Regions from separate parts of the Homo sapiens genome. Here region 2 is linked to region 1. A link is a contact called in ENCODE Hi-C or POLR2A ChIA-PET data. All regions are on one chromosome and are shown on one strand. The core of a region is the stretch at or near the end of the contact, and the rest is flanking DNA. Distances in the headings are between cores, read along the strand shown.

What was found. Hi-C counts contacts between places; a loop is a spot of excess contacts on that map. ChIA-PET counts read pairs that join two places held with the same protein, here RNA polymerase II (POLR2A). Pooled maps may share reads with other maps.
Region 2: a loop to region 1 is called in a map of ascending aorta, with 9 times the contacts of the local background. The contact joins the promoter of CYB5D2 here to the promoter of TIMM22 in region 1. A Hi-C loop is called at or near these places in 1 of 168 maps with a recorded cell type or tissue (ascending aorta) and 7 of 50 pooled maps. POLR2A ChIA-PET finds 5 or more read pairs at or near these places in 1 of 52 experiments (activated B cell).

What each region holds. Positions count from the first base shown.
Region 1 is chr17:995,237-1,000,160 of GRCh38, forward strand. TIMM22 (translocase of inner mitochondrial membrane 22) reads left to right here and starts at 1,893. Exons shown (of 4, transcript NM_013337.4): 1 at 1,893-2,144; 2 at 3,543-3,739; 3 at 4,276-4,348. The coding sequence starts at 1,907. RefSeq lists an enhancer at 1,915-2,606.
Region 2 is chr17:4,140,789-4,145,267 of GRCh38, forward strand. It overlaps CYB5D2 (cytochrome b5 domain containing 2), which reads left to right and starts at 2,409. Exons shown (of 4, transcript NM_144611.4): 1 at 2,409-3,217. The coding sequence starts at 2,968. ZZEF1 (zinc finger ZZ-type and EF-hand domain containing 1) reads right to left here and starts at 2,242. Exons shown (of 55, transcript NM_015113.4): 1 at 1,754-2,242. The coding sequence starts at 2,107. RefSeq lists a silencer at 1,968-2,137 and enhancers at 2,003-2,554, 2,218-2,527, 2,555-3,107, 2,678-3,257.

The sequences.
Region 1 (4,924 bases), core at 643-3,142:
GCTTAAATGCCCAGAGGTGTTCCCAGGCCACGTTTTGTTCATACGAGGAGTACAAAATGATGCCAAAGTGTTAGCATTCTTGGGACTGAAAACCTCTCTCCAACATCCCCTAGGATTTTCCTGGATATGACCAGAAATCCATTCCCAATTTCTCTGCCTCCAGGCCCCAATTCTGGTTTCCTCAAAGAGGAGGAAGTGTTCTTGGTTCCCAAAATATGCTTGCAGTGCAGTGGTATAATGGTAAATGTTTAACAACAATAACAAAAAGGCCCTAACTGGCCGGGCGCAGTGACTCACGCCTGGAATCCAAGCACTTTGGGAGGCCGAGGTGGGTGGGTCACCTGAGGTCAGGAGTTTGAGACCAGCCTGGCCAACATGGTGAAACCTTGTCTCTACTAAAAATACAAAAATTAGCCGGGCATGGTGGCATGTGCCTGTAATCCCAGCTAGTCGGGAGGCTGAGGCAGGAGAATCGCTCAAACCCGGGAGGTGCAGGTTGCAGTGAGCGGAGATTGCACCACTGCACTCCAACCTGGGTGACAGAGCAAGACTCTGTCTCAAAAGAGTAATTTTAAAAAGTAAGGCAACAAATTATCAGGAGTTTTTGAGCTGGTTGTTAAGCACAGTTATTATTAAAAATTACATTCTATACATTTATAATAAATTACACTAAAAATAGGTAATATGTGCTCAAAACTCATCCCCTCCTAAAAATTTTACTACACTGTACTCCTATCTATGCTGTTGAGGTTATTTCCATAGATTGTATCTGTGTGATAGAAACACCATGTAACCACATGCTGCTGTACGTCTTCCCAATTCTGACTGATGACCTCGCTTGGTAGTTTGAAATCAGCCATGATGGGGATATTAACACCACACAAGTCAGCAAATGCTGTCAGTTAGGATTTTTTTTTTTTTTTTTTTTTTTTTGAGACGGAGTCTTGCTCTTGTCGCCCAGGCTGGAGTGCGATGGTGCGATCTTGGCTCACTGCAACCTCCACCTCCCGGGTTTAAGAGATTCTCCTGTCTCAGCCTCCCGAGTAACTGAGATTACAGGCGCCTGCCGCCACCTGGCTAATTTTTATATTTTTAGTAGAGACGGGGTTTCCTGCTTCAGCCTCCTAAGTAGCTGAGAATACAGGCGTGCACCACCATGCCCAGCTAATTTTTTTATTTTTTATTTTTTTAATTTTTAGTAGAGATGGGGTTTCACCATGTTTGTCAGACTGGTCTCGAACTCCTGACCTCGTGATCCACCGGCCTCGGCCTCCCACAGTGCTGGATGACAGGCGTGAGCCCCCGCGCCCGGTCCGTGCATTTACAGCACAAGTTCACGCTTATCTACAAAGCATCCACCTCTCACCGCACCTTCCGGGACCACGGGATTTAACGCCTCACCGCCCGATGACAGCACGAGGTGGAAAGGGCAGCGACAATGCTCGCGCGTCCCCTCCCGGCGATCCGGAGCACGGCAGCCCCGGAGCGCGCGGCCACTCCTCGCTCCCCTCAGGAGCTCGTAAGAGCCCCGCGCGGGGCCGAGGCGCGAGAGCACGCGCAACGCTTCCTGGGAAATGTAGTTGGGTGTCGGATTAGAACTACAAATCCCGGTACTCACCGCGCTGCAGCCCCGACCGTGAGGGCGCTTTCTGGTGAATCTGAATCTCGTTTGTCTGTGACATGGGGAAAGCTGTCCAAGCCCAATTCCATTTTCACAAGAGGCTTTCTTTTTGGAAACATGATAGCGGTCTCGCTGGTGTGCGCACCAGGAGCGTTGCGGCCGCGGCTTCCTCCTGCGGCGAATCTGCCGTTGCATCACAGTGGCTAGTCTCAGGGCCCGCAACGTGACGCTTGTCGAATCTGCTGCGGGGAGAAGGACGCGAGGGTTGCTTGGGCAGCGACTGTCATGGCGGCGGCCGCCCCCAATGCCGGAGGCTCGGCCCCTGAGACAGCGGGTTCCGCCGAAGCTCCGCTGCAGTACAGCCTGCTCCTGCAGTACCTGGTGGGTGACAAGCGTCAGCCCCGGCTCCTGGAGCCTGGGAGCCTGGGCGGGATCCCAAGTCCAGCCAAGAGTGAGGAGCAGAAGATGATCGAGAAGGCGATGGAAAGCTGCGCTTTCAAGGCTGCGCTGGCCTGCGTGGGAGGTGAGGCCGGGCGATGGGACCCTTGGGAGGCTGAGGGCCTGGACGGCAGTGGGGATCTCTGCCGAGAAGACCACGCGCCTGGGAGGCGAGGGACTGCGGGCCTTGACCTTGACCACACCCTCGCCTCGTTCGTGAATCGGGCGTCACCTCTCCTGCCCCCTCAGGCCGGCTTTCCTGATGAAAATTGGGTTAGAGAATCGGTGCTGTGGTTGGGGCCTGAAAGTTATTACATGACATCCTGGCTAACACGGTGAAACCCCGTCTCTACTAAAAATACAAAAAATTAGCTGGACGTGGTGGTGGGCGCCTGTAGTCCCAGCTATTCGGGAGGTTGAGGCAGGAGAATCGCTTGAACCCAGGAGGCGGAGCTTGCAGTGAGCCGAGATGTGCCACTGCTCTCCAGCCTGGGCGACAGAGCGAGACTCCGTCTCAAAAACAACAACAAAAAGTTATTACGTGGGTGACTTCATTCATCCGTTCATTCCCTTAAATTCATTCTCTTAAATAATTCTTTCAACAAATTGTTCCTAAGCAATATCACGTGCCAGGTGAAAGAGACAAGAGCCTGGTCTTCATGGGGCCTGTATTATACTATGTGGAGAAGAATGTTGAGCAGGAACACTGCAGAGGAAGGATGCAGACATATGGAAATGCACATGCAGACGACTCTAGGGCAGCAGTTGTTTGAGGTTTGAAAAACTGAAAGACCATTGTGACTAGACAGCCCCGAGCAAGGAGAGACGAAGTCTGCACTTGTCCTTCTGTTTTTCCCTTAAGTTGAAGGGGAGGTGCCCATGATTTTATTAAACTCATATTGACCATGAGGTCATGAGAGGGCATCCATCTGGACATGTCCAGCCGGCTCAGGAAGGACAGATGTGGCAGCAGTGTGGGATTTGCCATTAGGTAGCTGTGTGGCCTTGGGAGAAGTTGCTTAACCTCTCTGAGCCTCAGTTTATAGAAAGGAGAGGCTAATAGCATCTGTCTCACTGGATTATTGTGAAGAATGAATGAGGCTGTGGCATACTGGCATGTGCTCAGTAAAGCATTACTGTGAATGTCACAGTGGCCAAGAGAGTGATTTGCAAAGTTGATAGCTGAAGTTGAGGGTGGCTGGTTTACATATGAGAGAATGTAGAGAGAATAGAGGGTTAAAGATGGAATCTTGAGAAATGTTAGGGAATGACAGGAGGAAGAAATCTTAGAGACGGAGAAGATGATGTCAGTAACATAGACCCTGGATTGCAAGTCTCCAGGCAAGTGGAGAGTTTGAGTGGCAAGAGGGGGGTGTCCTCTGCACCGGTGGTCATCCAAAAGCATGGTCCCTTCCAGGATGATCCCAATAGAGTAATGCAGAAAACATGCCAAAGACACCTTCATCTCTGTGTTTGCTTCTAGGATTTGTCTTAGGAGGTGCATTTGGGGTGTTTACCGCTGGCATCGATACCAACGTGGGCTTTGACCCTAAGGATCCTTACCGTACACCGACTGCAAAAGAAGTGCTGAAAGACATGGGGCAGAGAGGAATGTCCTATGCCAAAAATTTCGCCATTGTGGGAGCCATGTTTTCTTGTACTGAGTGTTTGATAGAATCTGTAAGTGTCTCTGCCTTCTAAGAAATCCTTGCTGGGGCCACCATTTCATTACTTTTAAAGAGAAATTGCTCTTTAAAAGTCATTTGAAAGTTGTTACTAGAAAGCAAATCAGAAGCATCAGATACATTCTAGGTTGAACTTCCATAAAATAGTCCCTGTGGCAGACTTTGTGTGTGTTTACAGTATGGGCTTGCATTATTTTTTACTTTTTGTAGGCTAGAAGTTAGCTAATGATTTTAAACGAGACTTATTGGAGAGCCCCTTGAAGAAATTTTGATTACATTCCAAATGCTGGGCTTGGTTTCAGCACTCTGGTGCCACCTGCAGGAAGCATCTATGAACGCATACTATATATATATATATATATATATATATATATATATACACGCTGTATACTTAGGAACTATATTTTCAAGAAAGATTAGGTTTCCTTTGGGTAGGGACTGAATGAGCTAACGAGCAACCCTGTGTATTCCTCCTTAATGGTCTGCCTTGGCTTGTTTCTTTGGCTCTAACGTGTACTTCCCTGCCCACAGTACCGGGGAACATCAGACTGGAAGAACAGTGTCATCAGTGGCTGCATCACGGGAGGAGCTATTGGTTTCAGAGGTTAGTAAACGGCTCTCGAATGCTTTTTCTTTGTGGCCTTGGACAACGTGCTGAGGTTGTCATTTCCAAACACACGAGTGTTCCAGGGACACTTGATCTTCTTCCCTCTGACAAATAAATCATGTTTGTTTCTGTGGTAACTCGGTTTTGGAAACTTGTAGGATCTAGATGAGGGTTTCCCATCGTTGGCACTACTGACATTTCGACCAGACGAATCTTTGTCGGGATTGGGTCTGTTTTGTGCATTCTAAGACGTTGAGCAGTATCCCTGGCCTCTACCCACGAGATGCAAGTAGCACCCCCGTCCGTTGTAACAACTTTTTTTTTTTTAAAGAGACCGAATCTCACTCTGTCGCCCAGGCTGGAGTGCAGTGGCACGATGTCAGCTCACTGCAACCTCCACCTCCTGGGTTCAAGCGATTCCCCTGCCTCAGCTTCCCAGGTAGCTGGGATTACAGGCACCCGCCACCATGCTCAGCTAATTTTTATTTTTTTAGTAGAGATCAATTTCACCTGGTCTCGAACTCCTGACCTCGTGATCTGCCTGCCTCAGCCTCCCAAAGTGCTGGGATTACA
Region 2 (4,479 bases), core at 1,159-3,658, 3.1 Mb after region 1:
TTCTGCATGGTTCTTCCCACTACTACTTCATATTCTCATAATACGCGTAGATACTAGAAAGAAGGTACTATGTGTATTCCTGGGGGGAAAAAAAAAGGAGATCTTTCACTAACTAATATGACTTTTTTTTTTTTTTTTGAGACAGAGTATCGCTCTGAGGCCCAGGCTGGAATGCAGTGGCGTGATCTCAGCTCACTGCAACCTCCGCCTCCTGGGTTCAAGCGGTTGTCCCACCTCAGCCTCCCAAGTAGCTGGGATTACAGGCACCCGCCACCATGCCCAGCTAATTTTTGTATTTTTAGTAGAGGTGGGGTTTCACCACGTTGGCCAGGCTGGTCTTGAATTCCTGACCTCAGATGATCCTCCCGCCTCAGCCTCCCAAAGTGCTGGGATTACAGGCGTGAGCCACTGCGCCCAGCCATGACTATTATTTTTAAGGGTTGGGATGCCTTAAAGGTACTTTTTTCATAAGAAACACACAAACTACATTATCTGAATTCTGGCCATGTACAGGAAGACATTCTTAAAATATTTTAAAAGCCTCTGATTTTAAGGTGAACAGAACCTTTTAAAGGCACTGCAAGTACCCGCTGGTTTACTGCTTTATGTACACACCCTTCGTGGCCACTGAAGATTCTACATGACTGGCTAACTCATTTTCACAAAATAAGTACCTTTTTGGTCATACCGTGGTGTTAAAAGAAATAGGATCCCAGGAAGGAGGTAGTGAGACATTAAAAACAAAAAATAGGGTGCGGGTGGAGGGAGAGAGAGCATCAGGAAGAATACCTAATGGATGCTGGGCTTAATACCTGGGTGATGGGATGCTGTGTGGAGTAAACCACCATGGCACACGTTTACCTATGTAATACATCTGCAAATCCAAATCCTGCACATGTACGCCTGAATTTAAAATAAAAGTTGAAAGAAAGAAAAAAAAAAAAAGCAAGAGATCTAGTTGATAGTCTGTTTTACTAATGATTCACTGGGTAACCCTGGATCAGTCTTCTTAACTCGAAGTGAAGCGCCCAGTAAATAAACTCCCAAAATGCCTTCCAAGGAAAATATTTTGTTGCCAAATCAATTTGCTCTCTTAATGACTTAGCAGACATGATCTTGGTGATTATATGAAGAACTGCATAATTACAAGTATTCACAGGAAACCTGGTATTTGCCTATCAGTTTCGGATCCTATGAAGGTTTAAATGAGTCTAATATATGGTTCTTTAAGGATCTACAAACCAGTATGTATTTTAGAAAAGCTAGTTTTTGCATGAGGAGGATAGGTTTTAGAATGTGAGCCTTTCCAGCATGTTACTACTGTCTTTCCACACTTATTCGGCGCCCACACTGAATTGGGAAGGTGCTGTGTAAAAACCTGGACAGGACAATACAAAAAATGGTTCTCAGCGCCACTCCTCCTATCCTTACATCTCTTTTCTCTCCAAACTGTTCGAGAATCTGATAGAAGATCTCCAGAGTAGCGTCAATCAACTGCACAAAGGTCTGCATTACAACATACAGAGAGAGACATATGGGCTTGTCCAGCTCTTCAGAGCAAGGACGGCCTGATGCAGACTTTCCAGACCTCTAACATAGGTTAAAGAGAAACGAAGCAAACGCCTGGTGAAAAGCTGGAAACACCTCATATGGGTCCCCGCCTGGCCTCTCCAAAGCAAATGCCCACCTCTTCCTTCAGTCCCCTGGGGGCGACCGCCCTGCCCCATCCCCGCAGTCGCCTGCCGGCCCTGACCTCCTCGAACTGCTCGCTAGAGCAGCCGGCGCCGCGAGCCTCCAGCAGCTCCCGGAACTGCTCCAGAGTGACAGACTCTTCGCCGCGGCCCAGCCGCTCTTCCAGCCAGCGAAACAACGCGCCGCGATGCCTCGACACCAGCGACTCGCAGGGGGGTGTGGGCAGCAACGCTGCAGCAGCCTCTCGCAGCCTGGCCGGCTCCAGCAGCGCCGCGGCGGGTGGTAGCGCTGGAGCCGCGACGCCCGGGCCGGGGGTCGTGCCCGAGACCGCGGCCCAGTCCTGGTGTGGGCCCCAGCCCTCGCCACCGGCAGCTGCCGCTTCGTCTTCACTGCTGTGACTCGGAGCGTTCCCCATGGGGTCTCCGTCTTGGGCGCCTGGCTCTGCAGCCGCCGCCGCCGCCTCCCCGCCTCGACCTGTCAACCTCCGACAGCAGCTGGCGGGCGGGGACGCGGAGGAGACGACGGCGGCCCCTGCGGCTTCCGGCTTCCTGGCCGTCAAGCGACGACCGCTGTCGCAAAGGCGCCGTCACGTAGATAGGCGGCCTCTACCAACTCACGACAGCTAGGCGGGGAGCGCCGCCTCAAAGGGTGCAACCTTGATTTCCCAGAGGACGAGTCTGTCTCAGTATCTACGTCATTCCGTAGCCTCCGCTGCCGCCATCTTTGTTGGGGCTGACAACCTGCAAGCCAAGAAGTACGAGAAGGGCCAGGCGCGGTGGCTCACGCCTGTAATCCCAGCACTTTGGGAGGCCGAGACGGGTGGATCACCTGAGGTCAGGAGTTCGAGACCAGCCTGACCAACGTGGTGAAACCCTGTCTCTACTAAATACAAAATATTAGCCGGACGTGGGGGCGCGTGCCTGTAATCCCAGCTACTTGGGAGGCTGAGGCAGGAGAATCGCTTGAACCCGGGAGGCGGAGGTTGCAGTGAGCCGAGATTCCGCCAGTGCACTCCAGCCTGGACAACAAGAGCTAAAACTCTGTCTCAGAAAAAAAAAAAAAAAGTACCTGGAAAAAGTCGCAGACAGCGAGCTTTTCGCCAGTGCCAGGAATACAGATAAAACGAGAGAGACTAAGGGAGGGAGCGCGAGCACTAGCGCGCGAGAGAGAGAGCGAGAGCGCGCGCGCCGATGACGTCACGCTCGGCGTCTCGGCCATCTTAGCTGTAGATAGAGGCGGCAACCTCGGAAGTGCGGAGCGGGTGGGCCTATATAGATGTTGAGGTGCGGAGGCCGTGGGCTTTTGTTGGGCCTGGCTGTAGCCGCAGCAGCGGTAATGGCAGCACGGCTTATGGGCTGGTGGGGTCCCCGCGCTGGCTTTCGCCTTTTCATACCGGAGGAGCTGTCTCGCTACCGCGGCGGCCCAGGGGACCCGGGCCTGTACTTGGCGTTGCTCGGCCGTGTCTACGATGTGTCCTCCGGCCGGAGGCACTACGAGCCTGGGTCCCACTATAGCGGCTTCGCAGGTATCAGCGAGGCTGCTCACGCCTTTCTCTCCGCTGGCGCGAGCCAGTAGCCACCTGCGCGTCGTTCGTTGGTTCATTATTCATCTATTTCCCCCCCCATCCCCACCCCACATCCATCAAACCCGTGCGGTGGGCGGGACGAGCTGCATGCACTATCCTTCTAGGCTCTCTGGCTCTGGCGGGACTGTGGGCCAGCTCTGTCATCCACCACCGCCCTGCGTGACTTACATTGGAGAAACATGTCTTCTGTCTCTTGTTACCCATTACCCAGCGTCGGAAGCCCTAGGATACGGGCTGTGTGCCGGACTTTTGTGGGGGCTCTTAGGGCACAGATAAACGAGATCCCGCCCCGCCCCTACCCTCACAGTTTCCTTAATAATTCCAACCATCTCTTCATTATGCCCTGGTCCCAAATAATCTTTCTTCCCCCCACCCCTAAGCATAGTGTTTTCAAGGTTCATCCATGGTTTATGAGCATGCATCAATACTTTATTCCTTTATGGCCCGTCATATAGTACATTTGGTCTGAGTCATTCCTGCTTCTAGTACAAGATGCACCTGTTTGCCTTCCTTAGAAGGTTAGGGCAGAGGAAAGGGGTCCAGTCACCTTTACAGTCCTTGATACGTAGACCAAAGTTGTGCATATGTTAGGCCTCAAGAAACATTTGTCAAATTAAGTTTATGCTGGTGTCCCTGTGTTACAGCTGAGGGGGTTAAAGGATGCGATTTGCCTGAAACCCTCACACCTGAATACTGACAGAATATGGACTCGGACCACCAGTCTAGTGCTTTTTTTTTAAAGATGGAATCTCGCTGTGTCGCCCAGGCTGGAGTGCAGTGGCCTGATCTCGGCTCACTGCAAGCTCTGCCTCCCGGGTTCACGCCATTCTCCTGTCTCAGCCTCCCGAATAGCTGGGACTACAGGCGCCCACCACCACGCCCGGCTAATTTGTTGAATTTTTAGTAGAGACGGGGTTTCACCATGTTAGCCAGGATGGTCTCGATCTCCTGACCTTATGATCCGCCCACCTTGGCCTCCCAAAGTGCTGGGATTACAGGCGTGAGCCACCACACCCGGCCAGCCTAGTGCTTTTTTACAGATGTTGCCTTGCCAGCCAGCGGGACTGACCTCCAAAATTTAAAAAGAAAAAAAAAGTGCAGGGCAAGCCTAAGATCAGCTACTAGGCTGACATTAAATAAGCATTTTCCACTTGTCATTATCTTAGGGGAATTGGGAAGCTGCCTCTAGCACTTAAAATACA